Linked DNA regions of Homo sapiens: regions 1 and 2 are each linked to region 3. The links are chromatin loops, found by intact Hi-C in ENCODE. Cell type or tissue: PC-3. All regions are shown on one strand. Links, peaks and the distances in the headings refer to the core of each region. The heading gives the core; the rest is flanking DNA. Region 1 has its middle 350 kb from the start of LINC02027. Region 2 has its middle 280 kb from the start of GBE1. Region 3 has its middle 220 kb from the start of LINC02027.

What was found. Peaks named below come from ENCODE experiments on the same cell type or tissue, not always from the same donor. Only the 100,000 strongest peaks of a DNase experiment are listed, where the experiment ranks them.
Region 1: a loop joins it to region 3, with 9 times the contacts of the local background. A loop is called at or near these places in 5 of 110 quality-filtered maps.
Region 2: a loop joins it to region 3, with 15 times the contacts of the local background. A loop is called at or near these places in 3 of 110 quality-filtered maps.

Annotation. Positions count from the first base shown.
Region 1 is chr3:81,335,525-81,343,567 of GRCh38, forward strand. No RefSeq gene overlaps it. Among named protein-coding and RNA genes, the nearest start is that of LINC02027, 350 kb to the left of the region's middle. In PC-3, for the core only: CTCF peaks have their summits at 3,756 and 3,959; a DNase peak (open chromatin) is centred at 3,677; H3K4me3 peaks cover 345 bases; H3K27ac peaks cover 832 bases.
Region 2 is chr3:81,481,317-81,489,359 of GRCh38, forward strand. No RefSeq gene overlaps it. Among named protein-coding and RNA genes, the nearest start is that of GBE1, 280 kb to the right of the region's middle. In PC-3, for the core only: no CTCF peak of the experiment used is centred there; a DNase peak (open chromatin) is centred at 4,275.
Region 3 is chr3:81,214,613-81,222,655 of GRCh38, forward strand. No RefSeq gene overlaps it. Among named protein-coding and RNA genes, the nearest start is that of LINC02027, 220 kb to the left of the region's middle. RefSeq lists an enhancer at 1,118-2,317. In PC-3, for the core only: a CTCF peak has its summit at 3,597; DNase peaks (open chromatin) are centred at 1,759 and 3,599; H3K4me3 peaks cover 556 bases; H3K27ac peaks cover 1,230 bases.

The DNA.
Region 1 (8,043 bases), core at 1,289-6,288, 120 kb after region 3:
TGAATTAAGGCACAATTCCATATCAATGTTTTTTAGTTGTAAGTCATTGTTTATAGTATTAAATATATTAAAAATATGTGACCACCTTAAATTCCCCTAAAGATAAAAGCTTTAGCTCTTCATTGTAAACTTTGGAACTACATCAATTTTATTTTATGTAAAAACAAAATTTATACCAGGTTTTGTTCTTTATCATTTAGATATGTGTTATTATTAAATAAATATATTTCAAAGGAATATAGGAAATGAACAAGGGAACTGAATTATAATAAATTAAAAAATAAAAAAAGCATCAATAAGAGACATTTGTATAGTACAATGAGCAAATATACACACACACTACCAAATGACGTCAATGTTTTTTCTCTGACTTCTAGATAAATACTTTACTGACAATAAGAAAGAAAATCCAGTTCCTTTCATGGTACTACCAACAAGAGTGGAAAAGTGAATTAGATAACCTGAATCTGCCTCCCAGTGACAAAGTTCATATCTTTAAATAGCCCCCATCTCTTTCTTCCTCATCCACTTGACCACGCCTGTATCTGCCACCACATGCATGCATAAATTTCTCATTACCACCCACGGTATTCAGTGTAAAGAAAAAGTACTTTCCATAAAACAACAGCTCCTGGATACTGACACTTGTCTGCTCAGTATGTATCTCTTCTCTATAGAATAAAATGCAGGCAAGATCTAGAAAGCTTCAGGCCTTTTAAGTCCTCAATCTTACTGATTAGCAACAGGATAGGAGAGGTAAACTCCGTCTTCAACGTGCTCCAATCTCTAATTGAATCACAGGCAATTAAATATGTTCTCTTAAAATTGGCATTAGTTAATAAAAATTATTTCAAAAATATGAAAATGACTATTGTGATCCTTGAGTCTCATAACTAACGAAGCCGAATGTGTCATTCATGCAGCTGCCACACACTAGGTGTTCTCCATTTTCTAGGTATGTATCAGAGAACATAAAAGAAGATCCCTGCTCTTATTCAGCAATAATATTGTGGGGTGGGGGGAATAAAAATTATAAGAAAATAAACAAGATAATTTTAGCCTCCTTAGTCTAGATTAGTCAGAGTAAAGTTTCTATATTATCCCAGTCATCAAATATTTACTAAACGTCTATAAAACACTGGACACCGTTCCGGTAGTTGTGAATAAACAGAAAGACCTCAGTTCTCATGCACTTAACATTCTAATGGTAGAGGATAGACGATACATTAAATAAGCAGGTAAAACACAAAGTATGTTAGATGCTAATAAGTACTGTAGCAAGAAAATAACCAAGGAGAGTGCATAGAGAATGCCAAACCAATGGGGAAGGGAGTGTCAGGTTTTCATTTCAATTCAGATAGTCAAGAAATTACTCTCTCTCTGAATCAGGTGAGCAAAGTTCTGAATGAGGTGAGATAGCCAGGGCTGAGAATCACCATGGGGCAAAATATTATTGATGCCTTGCTTGTTTCAAAAACAGTAGGAAAGCAAGCATGCTTAGAATTAGTACTCAGGAAGAATCACAGCAAGAGAAGAGCTGAGACAGATAAAGACCTATGTTAGAGGGAGTATACTGATGGTGCAGTACCTTATAGGCTTACAGAATCTTGCAGTATCTTATAAAACCCTGTAGACCATTCTAAGGGCTTTGAATTTTAATCCTAGTGAAGTGGGAAGCATTTGGGCTGATATGGTTCGGCTCTGCGTCCCCACCCAAATCTCATCTCAAATTGGAACCCCCATGTCTCCAGGGAGGGACCTGGTGGGAGGTGATTGGATCATCAGGGTGATTTCCCCCATGCTGTTCTTGTGATAAAGAGTGAATTCTCTTGAGATCTGATGGCTTAAAAGTGGAAGATTCCCTGCACTCACCCTCTCTCCTGCCGCTGTGAAAGAAGGTGCTTTCCTCTCCTTCGCCTTCCACCATGATTGTAAGTTTCTTGAGGCCTCCCCAGCCATGCAGAACCGTGAGTCAATTAAACCTCTTTTGTTTATAAATTACCCAGTCTCAGGTAGTATCTTCATAGCAGTGTGAAAACGGACTAATATGTGAGCATTTTGAGGAGATTTCATGTGACCTGATGTATTAACAGGGAAGAGGATAACAAGACCGATTAGGGTAGTATGGCAAGTAGCTGGAGGAGAGAGGAGCATGAGCAGTATTATTATAGCAGAGGAAGTGGTGAAGAATCACTGGAATTTGAAGATACAGTCTATAGGGTTTATTGGTGATTAGAGCTAGTGTGTGAGAGAAAGAGAAGAAACAAGATTTTTGACCTGAGCCAGGGGAATAATGGAGTTGTTACTAACTGAGATGGAGAATCAGGGAAGGAACTGCTTTTGGAGGAAAGACCAAGAGTTCTATGGACACATAAGTTGTAAGACATCTATTAGGCATCTAGGATATCTAAGTATGAAGATGAACATAGAAATCTGGGGTTCAGGGGAAAGCTCCAAGTTGGAGATTTATATTTGGAAACAATTATATTTAAAAGTATAAGAATTGATGAGGAAAGTATGACAGTCACATGGAACTATGCCTCAGGGAATTTCTAATGAGAATATTCTCAGATATTTACAACGGATGTAACACAGAGTTAAGTCTTTAATACATATTAGCTGTTATTGTTTTTTAGGATTCTGCTTTACGTGCAGTTTCTTTTTATTCATAATAACCAGAGTAAGTAAATACCCATAGTCTCAAGCCTGACCAAAATATATTACTACCCATGTAGCTGAAGTTATATGTCACAGATTATAAGCAAGTTTCAGAACACAGGTGGAAATAAAAGGCAACATTCCTAAGATAGCAGGAGGGTGAAATGCTTAACAGACACTGGATTCGTGGAGATTTAGCCATAGAGCATCCCTTTCTGATAATAAGTAAATGTGCCATCAGATTGTGCCCCACAAATAGGTTTATATTGCTCTATATTGGGATAATTCAGAGTCAAACTCAGAAGTAACTTGGTTGGCATGTAAAAGTCATAAAATATTAAACTTGGCCATATTCTAAAAGGAAAGTGAAAAGAAAGACTAGCAGAAAATATAAAAATGTGTTGGGGTTGTGCTCTATGATTTTTTACTTTATGTTTGCCACTCAAGAAATTCTTCTAATTAAGCAAGAATAAGACACATGAGCATTTTCAGTTATTTCAAAATACAATTTTTTATATTGCTTTAAATCATAACCTTATTGAGCTCTAATTAAAAATAAGAGGCGATAGTAAGAGTAACAAGTGTTTCTGCAATCACATTACACTGATTTTAAAGAATGAGCTTTATGAGTAGCAAGAGATTCAGAGTGATTTCAGTCCCATCCCCAAGGAAACCCTGATAAAATCTATGGTAACATTTGCTGGTCTTTCCACATTTTTGCTTTTATGTTTCAATCATCAAATTCGGCAAAACAGATTAGTCACTCGCAAAAACTCATTTTTCAGTCAATATCCATTGTGTTTTTCTTGTATTTTTTTCTCATTTGAATCACTGTTAAATTGTGTAGCAAAATGAAAATTAGTATTTTCTTGGTCAATCATATTTCTATCCAAGTTCCAAGATGCAAAGCATAAACACTGAAGTGGTCAGTTAGGAATAATCCCTCATGAGCCATTGCTCCATCAGCATATTTGCACTTGAAGTTCCATTAGCAAACATTACTCAGAGTATCACATTATAAAATATGTTACACAGACACCTACACCTTAACAGATACTGGAAGGCTGCATCTATTATGTCACCTAGTGGATAAAAAGAAAATAGCAAGACTACACCCTATATATTTGGGGGCAGCACTCAGATCTTAAAGTATTTCTTGAGTTTACAGTACCTGACTAGAAAAATTGTAGAAGCAATTGGATAATAGATGTAGTGACTTCTGGTTCTCAGGAGAAAGGGGTCATAACTTAAACATAAAGTTATCTCCAGAAGTGAGAGAAAAGTTGAGGATCTGGTGATAAGACGTAAGCAGGATTTTGATTGTTTTTCATAAAAGCTAATCCAAGTCCTGTCCAAAGAGAAATATGGTATAGATACTACTGGCACATATCATGCAAGCTACTTCAAACTTCTCTATATATGTGAGTTGATATAACTGATGAGACTATCATTTTTGCTTTCAACAGCTATAGAATTATTATTTCCCTCAGAAATGAGGAAGTAAAGCCAAATCCTAATACAGCAAAATCATGACCAGACATGTGTTTTAAGGGTTTTGAAAATCAGCTTGTAAGGCAATTTTATAGATTATTCAAAAGTCTAATTACTCTCAGGAACACAAATGATTGAAATACTTTTCTACAAGAGATGAGAAGCTACCTAATCATTGTCAAACCTAAACTTAATTGATAGTCACAATTTTAAACCTCAAGGCCTTACTATTGGTTAAGGGTTTATATTTTTATTGAGTATATTTTAATGGAACTTGACTCTCCAAATTTTGACTGAAACTTGTTTTTCCTGACACAAGTATGTGACCTAGATATGTAGCTTACAACTCGCATAGCACAATCCTCAGAACTGACAGATACATTATGCAGTTTAATTTTTCTTTTTAAATAAAAAAGATTGGCTCTTGTTGGAAAGTTTTACTTACTGGAGAAACAACCAGCAAATTCAAAAAAGAAAAGAAAGCTCACATATCCTTACAATTCCAAAAGAAGAAAGATGCCCATATTCTAATCAATTTACGTGAACTTCTCACTTCATCCCACTGATGAATAGTTACACAGCTGAAAAACAGGCATAAAATCTGTCAACAATTGTAACATGACTAGTTAAGGAGAACTGCTGCTAGTTCCACTTACACTGATCTGAAGCATAAATATAGTTAGCTTGGGCAAGCTTGTCAACCAGGTCATCTGCCTTAGGCATGAACCTAGCGTACAGCAGTTTTGATGATTCTTTACTAGATTCCAACTGTTAAGCAACTCTAATGCTATTTTTCTTAGGTATTGGTGTAATTGTCCCTGACTGAGAAGTGACTTAGTTTCTTTGTGTTCCATGTATCTGTAACTTGTTGCCCAAGGGACTTGTCCCAGCCTTCACTCATGTCATGTTCCATTAGCTATGATTAACTAGGAGTAGATTTAAATAGCCTAAAATGTTTTTTTTTCTAAAAATGGAAAAAGTAAAGGAATTGAATTTTCAATTATTCATAAAGGTTTTTCAGGTGAGTGAATATGTGTATGGGCTCACGTGCATGTACAAATGGGTTAGCACCTGTTGTTTTCTTCTTTAACCTGTACTGGTAAAAATAGACATAAGATAGTGATAGGCACTTCAATATTTTCATTAGCCTTGGATTCCCCAGTTGGCCAGCAATAAGACTTACTCTAATTTTTTGGTATGTAATAAAGCCTAACATATACTACTATAAGAAGGAATCAAAAATTAACATTAAGGCAATAATATTGAGACTCTGCAATATTTACAAAGATTTTCATCATGACATTTTTATAATAGTAATGAATTGATAATGATTATTAAGCATCTCTTAAATATTTAAAATATGAAAAAAGGTCTAAACTCATTTAAATGGAAAAGTTTTCATTATATTTTGTTAAATTAAAAAGTAGATTACAAAGTCCATGTATGATATAATTGTGTTTGGAGGGAGAGTACTAAATATTCATAAGCAGATATGTAGGCATAGAAAATTACCTCAAGAGATATACTTTAAAACGGTAATCACCATTATTCCTTGATAAAAAGATTTCAAGTCAAGTTTTGTTTCTTCTTTATTACTTGTTATGTAGACAAATTTGTGGTATATCCATACAATGAAATGCTACTCAGCAGTACTAAAGAACTAATGGTACATATAACAACATGAATGAATCTCAAAATAATTATACTAACTGTTATTCTAGTCAGCCTGAATTGTCCATCTACAGATCAGTAACCAAATATATATCTAAAAGGTGTGTCATCTAGGAGCTTTAGTGAAGGTGAAAAATAATTAATTTCCCATCTTCAGAAATAAGCCATCTAATTGCACATTTTGCATGATGGAAACAAAATGTTATGTACTGCTGAGCTAGACTGAGAGGCCTGGTACAAAACTGGCATGTTCCTTAGAGTCAACATGAGTTGACTATTATCTAAAGACATCCTTGGTCTCTTCAAAATTATGTATGCTATGGTTCAAGACTGAGCATTATATTGGAAGGGAAAAAAATGACAAGTAGAATGAATTAACATTCTGTTTATTATTCTACTGTTAAAACAATAATTTATTAATTTTCTGTAAGATCATATGCTGTAATTACAGAAAAAAAACATTCAAATGTTGCCTTAGCTTTGATTCATTCTATTAAATACAAGATGCATGAAATTAAACCATTACAACATTGTGAATTTCCCGGTTTTGATAACTGTACGATGGCATGAAGTTGTTAATGTTAGAAGCATGTAAATTCTGCATTATTTTACACCATTTCTGTGAGTCTAAAATTGTCAAAATTTAAAAAATAAAATAAAATTAAGTCAAAATTAAAAGTTTAAAAAATAATAATTATGCTGAATTAAAGAAGCCAGACATTATACAGCATTATGCTACATAATCCATTTATGTGAAACTTATAAAAAGTGCAATCTATAGAAACGAAAAACAAATAGTTGGTTGTCTGAGGCTGGATGCAATCAGAAATTGACTGCAAGGGGCATAAGGGAACTTCTTAGTGATAATAAAAAATGTTCAAAACCTGTATTGTCATAATCATTGCATGACTGTATATGTTACTAAAACTCATTAAATTGTACACTTAGAATGAGTGCATTTTATGGAATATATCTGCATCCAATAAAGATTAAGAAAAGAAATGTGGCCGGGCGCGGTGCCTCACGCCCATAATCCCAGCACTTCAGGAGGCCGAGGCGGGCGGATCACGAGGTCAGGAGATCGAGACCACGGTGAAACCCCGTCGCTACTAAAAAAATACAAAAAATTAGCCGGGCGTGGTGGCCGGCGCCTGTAGTCCCATCTACTCGGGAGGCTGAGGCAGGAGAATGGCATGAACCCAGGAGGCGGAGTTTGCAGTGAGCCAAGATCGCGCCACTGCACTCCAGCCTGGGCGACACAGCAAGACTCCGTCTCAAAAAAAAAAAAAAGAAAAAGAAAAAGAAAAGAAATGTATGTAGATATGTGTATACACCTATGCAAAGATGTACATATAGGAATTTCATTGTAAAATTGATCATAAGAGAGGAGAAAAAAAAAACTGTGAAGACACCAAAATATCCCAAACCAATACATCGAGTAAGTTATTATTCAGTCATGTAATTAAACAATGTACAGCTGTGACAAGAAAGAGAAAGAACATATATGTGTGCAGATAAAGAAATATTTCTAAGATGTAAAATAACAAAACAGAACACAAAACAGTATGTATATTAAGGTACACTTTCTAAAAGGAGAAAATACCATAACTTGTATATTTTTCATGAGTATAAAAATATCTGAAATCACACAAAAATTAACAGACGGGCTGAAGGAATGGAAAACAGAAAATGAAATTATTACTTTCACTTTAAGCTCCTCTATTTAATTTTAATCTTATATATGTGAAGCTGATGATTATCCCCCAGTACCTACTTTCCCCTTCTTTCTGCCAATTTGCCCATTTCTAACAAGGATCATAGCTGCCCAGCTAAAGACTGTATTTCTCAGCCTGTCTTGCAATTAGGAAGGACTATACAACTAAATTCTTACAATGCAAAGTGAGCCAAAAGCAAAGCATGCAATTTCCTGGGCATTTTTCTTATAATAAAATTGCTTGACTTGTACCTCCTTATCTTTATTTTTCCTTCCAACAGGCTGTAGGATGGACGTTAGCCAGCTTTGGCCATGCAAATGAGAACAGCACCTAGGTGACAGTGCATTCTAGAGCTGAGCTATCTACTTTTTTTTTTTTTTTAGACGGAGTCTCACTCTGTTGCCCAGACTGGACTGTAGTGATGCAATCTCGCCGCACTGCAACCTCCGCCTCCCGGGTTCAAGTGATTCTCCTGTCTCAGCCTCCCGAGTAGCTGGGATTACAGGCG
Region 2 (8,043 bases), core at 2,318-7,317, 270 kb after region 3:
TTTTTTTTTTTTTTTTTTTTTTTTTGCAGTTCTTCAGTTTTCTCTTTTTCCATTATGACTTTGGAGGCCACAGGTTCAAGATAGCATAGCTACAGGATGGATAAGAGTCCCTTGCTATTCTGTATTGAGATGTGATATAAATGAAAAGTAAACTTTTGTTTTGTCCAGTCATTAAGATTTTAGGATTTACTCGTAAATTGGTCCTAGCTTCTCCCAGCTGAGAATTGCAGTCACAGCCCCTAATTTTTGAACGTCTACAAACTTCTTGTTTCTTAACATGAAATGTAGCTCCTAGATAGATGGCTGAAAAGTATACACCCTAGAAGCTGTTACTGTTTATTTAAGTTACTTAAGAGTAACTTAAATGTGAAAGAAATTTTACCAAATATCCTGAGTTTTGTTTCAGAATGTTTTTATTTATTCACCTGTAAACCAATACCCAAATAATAAGCGCAATATCTTACAGGAAGTAATCCAATGCAGATCAACAAGAGACCTACATTTTAGACATTTGCTTTCATGCAATCATGGTTTTAGATCTTTGCTTTGTCTTTTGGTCAGGGAAGATGCTGAAAAACAGTGGGCTGTCATTTTTCCAGTGACTTCAGAAAACTGCGTTGAGGCTCCTGATCCCAGTGTCTTTCAGCCCTGGTTTGTTTCCCTGGGACATCGGATGTAATTTGTTTTAACACTATATTTCTCCAGTAAAGGAGAACTATCTATTCAGGTATCTGTTTTTATTTTTCACACACACACACACACACACACACACACACACACACACGACTCTACATCTGATTTGGATTTCACTAGTTTTTCCACAATGTCTCCTTTTTGATCCTGAATCACATCTAGGATACCACATTACATTTAGTTGTCATGCCTCCTTAGCCCCCTCTGGACTGTCTAGGACAGTTTCTCAGACTTCCTTGTCTGGCATTTCCTTGTCTGGTCATGTATTCTGCAGAATATTCCTGTGATAGTTACTCTTACGTGTCAACTTGGATAGGCTATCATGCCCAGTTATTTAACCACATCCCAATCTAGGCGTTGTTGTGAAGGCTGACACCAACAATGTTGTGGCTAACATCAACGATGAATTGGCATTAAGTAAAAGATATTACCCTCGGTAGTGTGGTTGGGGCCTCATCGAATCAACTCACCAGCTTTATTAAGCTGCAATTAATAAATAAATGAAAATTGTATATATATTTATGATGTGCAATGCGATGTTTTGATACATGTATACATTGTGAGATGATTAAATCAAGCAAATTAACATATCCCTCATCTCACAAACTTACCATTTTCTTGTGGTGAGGACATTTAAGATCTACTGTTTTAGCAATTTTCAAGTATATAATAACTTGATATTAACTATAGTTACTATGCTATACAACAGATCTCCAAAACTTATTCCTTCTAACTGAAACTTTGTACACTTTGACCAACTTCTCCCCGCCCCGCAACCATTGCCCCAGTCCCCAGAAACTACCATTTTACTCTGCTTCTATGAGTTCAACCTTTTTAGATCCCACATATAAGTGAGAACATGTAGTACTATTTGCCTTTTGGTGTCTGACTTATAATTTTGTTTCTTTTTAAATGAGTGGAATGGGGACTTTAAGTTGAGAAATAAAGATAAGATAGAAGCATCATGCTCAAAAACTTTTTAAGAAATGATGAGGATAAAGGAGAAATATAAACAATAATTCCTAGTTCTCCTTATGGCAGAGACAATAAAGAAAATGATAATGACTTGCTGAGGAGTCAAACGACAGTATACAGTCATCATGAGGCAAAATACCCAACAAGGAAATGAGGGAGAGTGCGAGAGCAGGGGCCAAAAATGGCGAAATAAATGCAGATAGAGGATCACCCCTGGCATGAGCTCTCACTCTTTGGGGCAGTCCTCCAAACTCATGCCTCATATCTTACAGCAAAGTGGGGCATCCCATCCTCCCAAGTGGCTTCAAGTGCCACCCTGTCCTCCAACATAGACATTCAGATTCAATTAAAGGCAAGCAAGCAAAATAATACAACAGAGAGAGCCAACTTTTGATCCCTGATTTAGAGATTTCTGGTGATCCTTTGTGTAACTAGCATAAAAGACAGCTGAGAACAGTGAGATCAGCACAGACTAGACAAAAGGGGTGCAATAATAATAATTTTGCAGTTTGAGAATAAAAATGTGCTCAGCACAGGACACAGTAAAAAGAAAAGGCTTAATACATGGTAGCCAATATAGTATGTCTTTTAAAAAATAGGGGTTTCAGTAAAGAATTAGGTATTGTACTGCTTTTTCTACATAGAAAAGTCCCACTGAGTGATGCCCACTTACCATAAGAAAGAACAAGAGGGAATAGAGAGTGACTGTGTGTTTGTATGTGTGTAATATCATATGATCAGTTGTAATCAATAATTGACAGCGTGGCTTGGGGTGTGTGTGCAATTTCATTGCACACAGTATTTTTCATGTATATTACTGGAGTCGATGGAAAGTGACACTACAAACAGTTAAAAAAGAATCCTTATTGGACATAAATAAAGAAGGGATAAAGTTATTTCATCTCCTCCTCCTTCCTTTCTAAAGGAAAAATAGAAGACTCATAGCTAAATAGTGTGAGGTGAGAAATTCCTAAAGATTTGAAACATATGTATTGCATTTCATTGCACAGATCTAGAACATTCTTTAAATCCAAATAAAATCATGTGTTTGGGTTTGATGCTTGTATGTAACCAGAAAAATACCTAAAATTGAGAACAAGTATCACATACAGAGATCAAGTGATTCACTGGTTCAAGCCAAATATTAGAATTAGTGAACTTTGTGTGTTTTCAGTTGACTTACAAATTATATATGTGTTTTTTCACACATTCATATGTTATAATATGTATATGTTGGATGAGTTTATTCACACATTTACAGCTTTCTATTTCCTGTATTACCTTAGACAAGTATGCATAAAGAATTTGAACACTTACTTCATTTAATTCATATTCTTGTGTGGCAAAGTAATTTGGTGTGATAGCATTTTTGTCGATTTTCTGTTTTGTATTTCCTTACTGTTACTACCAGACAGCTGTTGAAATTTCAGGCCAATGGTTGATATCCCTCCCCCATCTTCAAGAAATTAACATCTAGTTGTATAAACATTTATTAATAACAATGTGTGTTCTTGAGAGTACAGACTTTCATAACAAAAAAAGATGAACCAAACTGTTTCTACCTATGAGCTCTCTTTTGCAATTCTTGCTTCCTCTGTCAATTATTCCTTCTGCCTGTAGTCTACCTAGGTTGCGAGTAGGAGGGGAAGAGGGAACGAAATAGAGAACCTCAACACTTGGTTGCTATGATGGGATCTAAGGCTATTTCAGTTTGTATACAGTTTACATTGCCCTCTTGGTTACCATAGAGATATTGTTAAATGTCATTCACAAGGTTGGGCTATATTAGTGCAAAGCCTGGAGTAGCTGAACACTAAGGGGGCATTACATCGACCGTAGGGGAAAGGAATTCACTGGGACATCCGTATGTTCCAAGAGGAAACATAAGCAATGAGGCACTGAGCATGAAGAGCTGCAACTTGAGCCCACCTCTCCTGACCACTATATCATACTATTCTTTTAAAATACAGTTCAGGTTTCTGGGTAAAACAGTTTACACAGCATATATAAGGGCCAAACACCTCTCTCTGGTCCAGCAGAAATGACAAGAAAAACTGTAAGTCATAAGTAAGCTTCTGAAAGACATGTTGTTAGCATAAGCATATCTAACACAAAATACATTTTTTTAATGTACATAAACATTGCTTTCTCTGCACAGTTTTTGCCAAGAGTTAAAATCCAGATGTAACACTTTATGGAGACAAAAACACTTACAGCTACTGTATTATAATTCCTCACACTACCAATTAAGAAATTCTGCCCTGAAGTATGAACGTTTCTCTGAAATTCTCTACAAATCACCATTAATAAGATAATAGGGCAGAAAAATTAGCAGGGAGTTCATTTGATTTTTTTCCCCCCTAAAGGCTGGCTTTAGTTAGAAAATTTATCTACATTTCTATTCTAACACATTGTGAATGATAAATGAACTCTACTGCTTAAAGGACATGACATTGCTATGCTATTTTCTTTCATCAGAATATTCTACCTAGCTCAGTGCTTGTCCCCTTGTAAGGAATAGAGAGGGAAATGAAACTCACTACTCTGAAGACCTCAAGTTTAGGGCATGACTCAAAATAGTAAAAAGAAATAGTCTGAGAGGCACAAGGCCAGCCAGAAAGCTGATTCACTGTTTTGGACTCTATCAGGTCTGTCTGTTCCAGCTCATTCTACATAGGAAAAGCAATAAGGAAGCAATTTTACATTGCTTTCATCACCAGATTCAATGGCTTCACGACCAGAGACAGAAAAGATACTTTTCCAGAAACTGAAAGCTGAATGCGAGAGGGAAACACATGGCCTTTCATCGCTTCCCCCACGATCTGTCTGCACTCGCTTCCACTCTCTTCTGTATTATTTGAAGAACAGGCTTCTTATTCAGACAACCTCCTGTATGATCCCCATAGCAATGGCTATAACCCTGATGGGTGACAAATGTTGAATTGGTATTGCTAAGGGGAGTGCTTCAGTCAGAGAAAGAAAAAAAAACTTGCATTCTTTTACAGCTGTTACAAGAAAAGTCAATTTATTATCACTGGTTAGTTTTTGAACTTGAGGAACATGGTGGCTAACTCCCTCATTTTAGGTTAGAGATACACACGTCAGCTAAGAACAGGGCAAAGTGAGAAACATTACATTTATAGAAAAGAGAATATGAGAAAAGTTGACCCTCAGAGTTCAAGTGGTATAAAGTGGGAAACATTCTAGGAGAAATGTTTACAATTCAGTTTTTGGCTATTATGAGCTATGGTATTTTCTGAGTAGGCTATTTATTAAATGAAAACCTTATGCATCACTAGCATTAGGTGTAAATCCTATTATGCATAATAGGGCAACTACTAGAACTCGTTTGCTAATATTAGAAAATGATAGCAAGAAATCTGTACTCATGTTTTCTAGAACATAAAAAATTGAAACAGCAAAATATTTATTTTTAAAAAGTCAACAAAGACAGGTCATTCATTTCTGATGTTGGTAATAAACACGTCAGAGAAAAAACATTGTAAGGCACATTACAAGAGTAAAATTTTGCAATTCTCTTGATTATTGCAACTCTTTTTATTTTATTTTATTTTATTATTATTATACTTTAAGTTTTAGGGTACATGTGCACAATGTGCAGGTTAGTTACATATGTATACATGTGCCATGCTGGTGTGCTGCACCCATTAACTCATCATTTAGCATTAGGTATATCTCCTAATGCTATCCCTCCCCCCTCCCCCCACCCCACAACAGTCCCCAGAGTGTGATGTTCCCCTTCCTGTGTCCATGTGTTCTCACTGTTGAATTCCCACCTATGAGTGGAACATGCAGTGTTTGGTTTTTTGTCCTTGCAATAGTTTACTTAGAATGATGATTTCCAATTTCATCCATGTCCCTACAAAGGACATGAACTCATCTTTTATGGCTGCATAGTATTCCATGGTGTATATGTGCCACATTTTCTTAATCCAGTCTATCATTGTTGGACATTTGGGTTGGTTCCAAGTCTTTGCTATTGTGAATAGTGCTGCAATAAACATACGTGTGCATATGTCTTTATAGCAGCATGATTTATAGTCCTTTGGGTATATACCCAGTAATGGGATGGCTGGGTCAAATGGTATTTCTAGTTCTAAATCCCTGAGGAATCACCACACTGACTTTCACAATGGTTGAACTAGTTACAGTCCCACCAACAGTGTAAAAGTGTTCCTATTTCTCCACATCCTCTCCAGCACCTGTTGTTTCCTTTTTAATGATTGCCCTTCTAACTGGTGTGAGATGGTATCTCATTGTGGTTTTGATTTGCATTTCTCTGATGGCCAGTGATGGTGAGCATTTTTTCATGTGTTTTTTTGGCTGCATAAATGTCTTCTTTTGAGAAGTGTCTGTTCATGTTCTTTGCCCACTTTTTGATGGGGTTGTTTTTTTCTTGTAAATTTGTTTGAGTTCATTGTAAATTCTGGATATTAGCCCTTTGTCAGATGAGTAGGTTGCAAAAATTTCTCCCATTTTGTAGGTTGCCTGTTCACTCTGATGGCAGTTTCTTTTGCTGTGCAGAAGCTCTTTGGTTAAATTAGATCCCATTTGTCAATTTTGGCTTTTGTTGCCATTGCTTTTGGTGTTTTAGACAAGAAGTCCTTGCCCATGCCTATGTCCTGAATGGTAATGCCTAGGTTTTCTTCTAGGGCTTTTATGGTTTTAGGTCTAACGTTTAAGTCTTTAATCCATCTTGAATTAATTTTTGTATAAGGTGTAAGGAAGGGATCCAGTTTCAGCTTTCTACATATGGCTAGCCAGTTTTCCCAGCACCATTTATTAAATAGGGAATCCTTTCCCCATTGCTTGTTTTTCTCAGGTTTGTCAAAGATCAGATAGTTGTAGATATGCAGCATTATTTCTGAGGGCTCTGTTCTGTTCCATTGATCTATATCTCTGTTTTGGTACCAGTACCATGCTGTTTTGGTTACTGTAGCCTTGTAGTATAGTTTGAAGTCAGGTAGCATGATGCCTCCAGCTTTGTTCTTTTGGCTTAGGATTGACTTGGCGATGCGGGCTCTTTTTTGGTTCCATATGAACTTTAAAGTAGTTTTTTCCAATTCTGTGAAGAAAGTCATTGGTAGCTTGATGGGGATGGCATTGAATCTATAAATTACCTTGTGAACTCCCATTCACAATTGCTTCAAAGAGAATAAAATACCTAGGAATCCAACTTACAAGGGATGTGAAGGACCTCTTCAAGGAGAACCTCTTCAAGGAGAACTACAAGCCACTGCTCAATGAAATAAAAGAGGATACAAAGAAATGGAAGAACATTCCATGCTCATGGGTAGGAAGAATCAATATCGTGAAAATGGCCATACTCTCTGTTTTGATTATTGAAAACATTTAGCCAATAAAGAACTTCCTAGAAGATGACATAACAATGAGAATGTTACTGATACATAAATGAAAAGTCCTACAGTAAAAAATATTAGAATATTAGAATGTTCCATAAAGGTCCTCTATTCTGTGATATAACCCAACTGCTTTCCATTTTGGACTCTTAATATTTTATTTGTTTGTATGGGTTTTTGTAATTCCTACCTAGCAACATGCATTTATTGCTCTTCTGGGTGGGGGAGAAGGGCACTTGACAGGGGCAATTAACTTACATTACATTGTTAAATCCTAACTTTAGACTGTGAAATCTAAAGAACCTATTAGCAAAATCAATCAATATAATGAAAATATGGCATATAATTAGTCCGTTCTTCCTCACTTTGCCAGAGGTCAAAATGAAAAGTAAATGTGTTCCAGGTGTTAAATAATTTATTATAATTTAAAAACTATACCTAATAAACAGTATATCTCTTCATATAGAACACATGCAAAATTAAGGAACTATAAACTACAACATGAAATATCATGCTTCATGATTCTGCGTTGTGTTTTAATCAATAACTCTCACAGTACACAGACCATGTGAGTGCTAAGATATTAATAATGTCCATGCAATGGGAAAACCATTACAGATGACTTTCAGTAATTTTCCCCAGCATGTATCATTATCAGCTGGCACTGCTGATTCTTTCAGGAAATCAAACTACTATTCTGTTTAGAAGTTAAAGTAAATAACACCTTTCACACTTAGATGCTCATGGCTTTATTTTAAAACAGTTTAAGGATGATGTTTAATATACAGTACAGGCTTGGCTGTAAAAATGTTTCTATTGCTTATCTCTCCTACTGAGTTTTTAATGAAAGAACTCATTTCTAATTAACTGCAAATAATCAGGCTAAAAACAAAAAACAAGCAGTCAGTATTAATATTAGGGAAAAATTTGTTCTTTTTAAAAAAGTAACAGATACTTTATGTCCCATAAGTGCATTATAATCTCTCAGTTATGA
Region 3 (8,043 bases), core at 1,177-6,176:
ATCTGGTGAGGGACTTCTAGCTGTATCATCTCATGGTGAAAGGCAGAAGGGCAAGAGAGAGAACCCACCCCTAAAAGTGATGTAAAACAACATGGTATAAAAAAGGGGGGCTGGGTCTTTATGCATTGCTGCCTCTCTTTCCTCTAGTTCTCCATCAATACTTTGGTTACCTCATAGCTGCTTACCCCACAATCATCTGCTGTATGGTCTGCTTAGTGTGAACTGCTAAGTTTACTTTGTGGGAGCTGATTCATAGTCTGAAAGAAGAGAGTCTGCAAATCATCTCATCGTAGAATCTAAAAAGTGGCAAGGAATAGAGGCCACATACTTATTTAATGCAGCATCTCTCCAATTAGGACTTTAGCCCAAAGAGGAGAAAACAGAGACACTATTCTAGCTTCTAGAAAATAAGGACACTCTCTTCCTTTTCTTTCTCTGCTTCTCATTGACCATCCTCAGTGTTATGAAAATTGCCACCACACCTTTTCTTCTTCCCATACCTTCTTTTCTTCCTCCAAAATAAAAAGATGTAGAAACAAAAAATATAGTCTCTAAACCTCAAATGAGCTTTCTCAACTAAGTCAGCCAGACTAACCATTGATATATTAAAGAAATTGATAAAGAAATTTACAAAATCCTTTTTCAGTCTAATTTGCCTGACTTAAAAACCTCACACATCTCAGTGCCAGATCTTTGTAGAAAACATAAAAAGTTAAAGATTTTCTGGGTGCCTCACTTTGATTATTTCAGTAACATTGCTAATAATTTCCCATCCCACCCCCATTTGCCCTAAACCTGTTCAGGTCCTGAGCATGAGAAATGCATATTTTGGCTAGATGTGGTAAAAATCTTGTACTCTGTATCCTAACCTTTTTGATAACAAAATAATAGGCATGAAAATGAAAAAGGCAACCGGAAGATCACAATTAGTAAGAAAAAGCACAGAAACGAAAATGAAGTGGAACTAAAGGCCTCATCATGGATCTTTGTGATGCCAGCAGGTTCCAAGCTTCTAGCAATTTCTCCTCACTGGCCCTGTTTCCCTATTTCTCTCCTGTTTTCTTTTCGTCTTGTTTCCATGAGGGCTCCCCAGCTTGCTTTTCTTCATCAGTACTCCAGCAGTTCCTTCTAGAAGATCTTCCTGTGCTAGGGAGAACAGCCTTCTTGCCACAGTTTCACCAGCTGCTCAGCACTGATGCTGGCATCTCCTATTTAGGGCCTGTTTTTTTTTTTTATGCCCCCCACCCCGATCCCGCTTCCATACTCAGCAAGCAGCTGATTTCCTTTAGCTCCAGTTTAACAGCGTTAACTCAAAGCCCCCGTGTGACAGAAACTTAAAAGAACATCCATCATGGAACTCTTTGCATATATGGAATGGAGAGAAATCTAAAAACCACACAGAGAGGAAGGAGCCCCTTACATGCCTTCACCCATATAAAGGGGGGAAAAAAAGTTTTCCCAGCATAGGTGGGATGGAGGAGAAGTGAGAGGCTTTCCTTAAACCAACTCTGAGGACATGCTTGAACTTTACAGTGCATGTTCAGCTTTAATCAGAAGATCTCTGCACAGCCTCAAGACCTAACCTCAGTTTCCAGCACGCAGCACTCACTGTGCCTTATCCTGTAACATCAGTGAATGCTCGGGTGCACATATGCACAGTAGCTGACTTTACAAAATGGGTAGAAATGGCACTCCAGGGCCAGAGCTTGCCCTTTGTTTAAGGATGGATCAGATTCATGTTACAGTTTATTGTTTTTAAGATTACAAAAGTGTGAGGTTAGTTCTCTTGCCTATAATTCATCAGTCCTTTGAATCATCAAATGACATGATGACTCATGAATTTCTTCCTTCATAGGTCATATTTTAATCTTATACGAATTTCATATGAAAAATGAGAAAAGCATCCACTCATCATACAAAAGGGACACGAGTGAGTTTGGACTGAAAAAAAGATGACAAAAAGGAAAAAGAACCCAGCCAATAATGCAGCAAAATTCTATTCTTTGACGGTCTTATCCACTGGAATAGTCAGAGGTAAGTAAATACACAGTTTTCTTCATATTAGTGAGGAGATCATCCTTCTCTTTAGTCAAACTCAGAGTCTTAGTTTTCTTTTTTGCACCAAGTTTATTTGTTTTTCATTTTCCACTTGGTAAAATATAACTTCTGCTGAGGCTGGTTACTTAAATGTTCTATCTTGAGTTTAATTGTAATCACGTGGCATTTTAAATCTGAAAATTCACAAAAAACTTTTATTTAAATCATTTAAAAAGATCCCTTTCCAACTATTGAAATTTAATTATTATAAGAACAGTACCACTATGTTAAAATATAATCACCTTACTCCTTTTGGCTTCATGACAGTGTTCATAAAGTGCTTAATATTCATGTAACATGCTACCTCACCCTGTAATATCACTATATTTATGGAAAGAAAGTGTAATCCTCTTTACTGGCTCAGGTTAATTCCAATAAAATGTTACATCCATTTTCTAATCTAAATGAGTTCATTAGGAGAGGCATGGTACTGAGAATACCAAACTCTCTACAGAGTTCAGCTTCATTACATTTCCGCACTGTGCGTTTCCAGAGCTGTTGTACTACATTTATGAGGATTTATCTGTACTGTTCCAAAAACATTCATCCTAATTCTACTCCTTCTGTGCATGCTAATCATGAATATGTTAAGTGGAAATACTAAGCTTGTAGCCAATCTCATCCCCAGATGGGTTCAAGTTATGATTACAGAAGCAAATTTGCCATAAGCACTCTTAGAGCAGTGCCAGGGAGGAGGAAATGAAGGTCTGGAGCAGCACTCAGGAGAAAAAAAAAAGAAAGTAAAAAGACAGTTTGAGACAGAGTAGGAGTGTCATAGATGTTAGAGACATAGAATAAAAAAAGGTATTTCCAGATTGCTGTGTCTCAGAAAGACTTCCAATAAATTATAAATAGACCTGTTCTGAAGAAATTTGAAATAGATGCAAGAATCAAACCATTACCTTTAAATGTTTGGAGTCTCCACAAGTCTATAATCCAGAGTTGAACTTTACATTATTCATCTTATTATATCTAGCAAATCTTCACTCCACTAAGGCTTCCATTTGAATAAAATAATGGACCTTTTAGGAAGGAAGACAAGACCAACCTGGGATGTTCACATCGTAAATAATTATACAATCCCCAACTGTCTGCCCATGGAGTGCCTTCACTTCTTTTATTTATTTACTTATAGATTTTTACATATACCTAGCAGATTTGTTTTCTTTCCTCTAAGGTAAGAGAAGCAATAATAGGTTATTTGATTCATGTATCACAGAGGGTGAAACCATCAAGAATCCTTATCACCTCCTTTATGTTAGCATGTGCAGTGACTTCATGGTAAAACCATTTTAATCTACATTTTGTGTATTTAGTCAACAAAACAAAGATTTCCCAAATAGGTTGTAGATATCAACCTATTTTAGTAGAAAAATGAGATGAAGATGAACAAGAAGCAAGATGTTTCTGACTGTTGGTTATTAAAGCCAGATACAGGTTCATCTTCATAAAGTCTGCAATAAAGGGTGAGCCTAAAGTGAAAGGCAGCAGCCACTGGTTGTCACTGTTGTACCACAAAACAGCAATTGCAGGTCTATTCTTTCAAAAGGCTGCCTTTTGAGAACAGTTTGAAATGATGTATTTGACTATTTGGTTTATCATTAAAACTGAGCACACAAACCTGCAAGGCTCCACGGATTGCAGTCTAGTAGTAGACATTTTGATGTGGGAGTTTGACAGAAAAATAGTTCTATATGAATTACATTGAAATATGAAATAAAGATTTCATTATCTACTTAAACAAATATTCTGTTTTTAAATGGTCATGTGAGATACATGCTACATCTGTTAATTAAAGCACACATTCGTTCTGATGTTTAAACTAAATAGTATTATGGTAATGCCTAGTGTATATAATTGATCACTTCAAGGCTTAGATACATTACTCAAATGAAGTGTTTTCTAATGATTGAGCTTATATCATTTTTAAGCAGTAGATGAGTAGACAGCCTGACATAATCTTCCCTTTCCCAAATCTGATTAAAACTGGCAAGACAAGAAATCAATGGGATCCTGAATATAAAATCCCCAAATATCCTGCTGTGTTTGAAATTAATTAAGTACTGTGAGGCAGAAGCCTCAAATCAATAAACATCAATGATGGTAGTGTTAAAGATGGGAAGAGTTGGCAAGAAATCAGCCTGGTGTTCATGGTTGTAAGATGATTGTCTACTCTAAGAAATTAAAGTTTAAAATTAGAACAATTGTGCTTAGGCAAAATGCAGAGACAGGTTTTGAAAGGCAAGAACAATGACTGTGTTTCTGAAGACAGTCTTCTAAATTTGGAAAATTATACTTCTTAAGAAAACATGAAATAGTACTTCAATTGTACCTTCAATGAAATCAGATCTTTCCAAATTGAGTCAATAATCAATTTAAAAAATGGACATTGGTGTCTTCCAGAGATCACAGTGAGAGTGCCATGGAGTAGGTGGGGAAGCTAAAAGTATCAGTGGTGTTTTATATATCATTTCTACATAACTAGCTCAACTATGGAGTCTACTTTCACATGAGTTTTCCAGATTAAATACTATTGTTTTTCAAGGTCATTTTTTCTTGCGTTATCTCTATATTCTCTACTTCTTTCCCTTGTTTCTTTCTTTTTAACTTCTTGCTTTCTTGCTTTCTGTTTTTCTTAACCTCAGGCATAAGCTGTAATCCAAAAGCAATGAGGTAAATGCATAATCAGGAAAGAATATAATTAATGCTACCTATGTTGTTAAGTAATAAACATGTCACATTATTGAAATTTTTCTGATTAAAAATAGGTAAATATGTAAAGAAATCATTACAGTCATACCTCTTGTGTGGGATTCTATTTTCATCCAGAGGTAAACATTTTAAATACATTGATTTTTTCCTTAATATGGCAAATGAGAATAATTGTCTTCTCTTGAAAGAGGCAATCACAGTGGCAGAAACAATTTCACAAGGAAGAGATTTATGTCCAAACAATTATACTATACAAAGAAAGCTTATCAATAATGGTATCTATTCATATAAACTTCTCAATGTGTTCTTTAATCCAAATGTTTTTAAAGTCAGAGGAAGAGTAGCCACATAATCAATACAGGTACTTGTGAAAAATGACAGTTTCAAGCCTTTACATGAGACCTAGAGAATAAAGATCTCTCCATACAGCCTCTAAATACATATTTTCAACAAACTTGAAATGATTAGGAGCATTAAACTTTGAGAGCCACTCTTTCTGTCTCATTAAAGAAGAGAAGAAATGAATATATGACATTACAAATGTTATAATTACATCATTTTCATGGTCAATGGAGTCAAACGACCAGGGTTTTATGACTTAGATGAACAGCTCGGAATAGAAGGTAGCTTTATATTAATATTTATTTCCTAATATAATTATATATTTATAATGAGATATTTCATAAACCACATGGAATATAAACTCTAATTCAAGAAAGGGATCTTTTAAAAACATGTAGGATGAAAGGGGTTCTCACTAAATATATGCATTCATTGGCCACAATAACAACAACCAAAAAAAGGTCTCCACATTTCTTCTGTCCTGTGTCAGCTTTTGTATCATTGCCCTGTTTACTAAGGTTTTATTAGGTACCAACAGGTTGTTATTAAATTACTTGAGGAAAGTTTCTTCGTGTTCCAATTCTTTGTATGTCTAAACTACTCAGTTCTATTCATGTAGTAGGTATAGGGTAACCATTTGGTGAATTAGGAAGTTAATTAAGCACACACTGCATACTTCCCTAAGGCCATAGATATATTCTTTAAACATTTAGAGTAAAGCACATTTTTGTAAATTAAATAACCTTCAATTTAGTGCTTAAAGTAAAATCATTTAATATCCAACTACACTCTAGTGCCACACGACCTCTATGTCCTCTGAAAGAGGTGCAATGAATGCATAAATAGCCTCAACCAGATGCATAAATAGCCTCAACCAGAGGAGAAGGGACATAAAAGATTGGAAGGAAAGAAGGCATCAAGGTGTAGTGCAGACATGGCCAAGCTGAGATTTAAGGCTGTGACCCTTTCTAGTCTCCTCTCCATTTTAGAGTTAGAAGCCACCTTCAGGTTGTAGGGGGGACACAAGCCAGCTAGCTAGAAGACTAGAATTCCCAACTTGCCTGGCGGCTAGGGGTGGCCATGTGACTGAGTTCTCTCCATAGGAATATGAGATTGCACATATCATTTTCATAAAAGGGAATTCCTTTCCCTTTTTATTTTTATTTTCTTCTCTAGGAAGTTAAAATGCTAGCACAGTGGTGACCCAGCCTCAGTCTTGATGAACTATAACACTCTAGAGGAAGCACAGTAATGTAATAGAAGAAATCTTGGTACTTACCAGATGGATGAGAAGAAAGTACAGTTTTAGCTTGTCTGAGGTGCTACATTTTTAGCCCCTCTATCTTAGCCTATAACTGAATTAGACCGCACACAAAAATATGTTGTAACTATGTTTAAATGCATTAATTCACTCCATTTTTTTCATCAATGAGTTGACTGATCATAGTGCTGACCAGAAGGAATAAGAGGAAGTTTAATTGGTGGAGTGAGAGAAACTCCAAAATAAGGAAGCATAAAAAGACAGTCAAAATCTTGGAAGAGAATTGAGAAGAATGTTTGTCCTACTGAATAAGAGAACTTGAGGGCAGGCAGCATTCTTTAGTCTAAAGATAAAGTGAAATGTTTGATATTTTAAAGTGAAAAAAACTTAGCTCTTGTCTTCCCTGGGGATAAATGTCATATCCAGAAGATACCTGGAATAAATACAAATTATTTAATAATTACTTAATAAAATTAGATAGCATGCAGTGTATGAATGAAATCAAAAGTAAAAAAAGCCCCAATTTAAAGTAATTTAAAGAATACTTGGCTCCCCGTTGTAACTCATTTAATACTATGTTTTAAGACAGACACTTTTATGTCTTAAAAATGAGAGTGATACCTGACTACTTCTAATATATGAAATAGTTATATCTTAAACTTAGATTTTAAAGTACACATACTAACACTGTGAGTCTCAATTCATGAATATGCCATTTAAGCTAGATGTTTTAGGTCTCATATTTGTGTATGCCACTTTTTCCTTCCTGTGAACCAAAAATATCCATGACTTTAAAGTTGAAACAAGCTACCACCGCTTAACATTTGTAAAAACTTGATCTTTTGAGAAGTCAATACAGAGAATAAGCAAAACAGGGTGTTAACAGCGCAGAAAGGGGTTTTGTAAAGACAGAGAAAGCTAAAATAAAATTACAAGATAGGTCACATTTATGTTCACAGTCTTTCATTTCCCCCACCTCCCTGTTTATCACCTGCACCAAGACGACGCCTATGAAGCAAAGTCAACCAGCCCAGCCATTGCCTGACTGGCCTCCGGTGATTGCCAGTCACTCAGCTATATAAGGATTCTATTCAAATCTTTGTCAAACTCCCAGATTCTGAACCTAGTTATTTCCCTCAGCTATGCAGGAAGAGGGCATGTGTCATCTCACTCCAACCCTGCACTCTGGCCATGTCTTCTCTCTTTACCCTTAGCAAAATTTCCTGAGTGACCCTTATAGCCTAAAAAATTATCTCTATATAGTAAAAATGCCTGAGTCTTCTGTTTCAAAAATCTCTCTGTATACAGTATAAATGTCAGCGTAATTTTGCAAGAAGCTGTCTCTATGCTTTTTAGCCAAATAGATCAAATAGGACATAAAGGGAAAAGTGATGGCCACTCCTTTCTCTTTTCCTCTATAAAATGAATGTGCGTGTGTGTGTGTGTGTGTGTGTGTACACATATATGTATAATTTTAGGTAGACTTTTTGATCACCACATCTGATTAGAACAGAACAGAGGCTCTAATGTTGAAATTATGAGACAATATGGTAAGGGAAAACCATGTAGTAGGAAGTCTTCTGAAAATTCACTAGGAATAAATTCGTGTGATTTGTTCATACCCATTGATA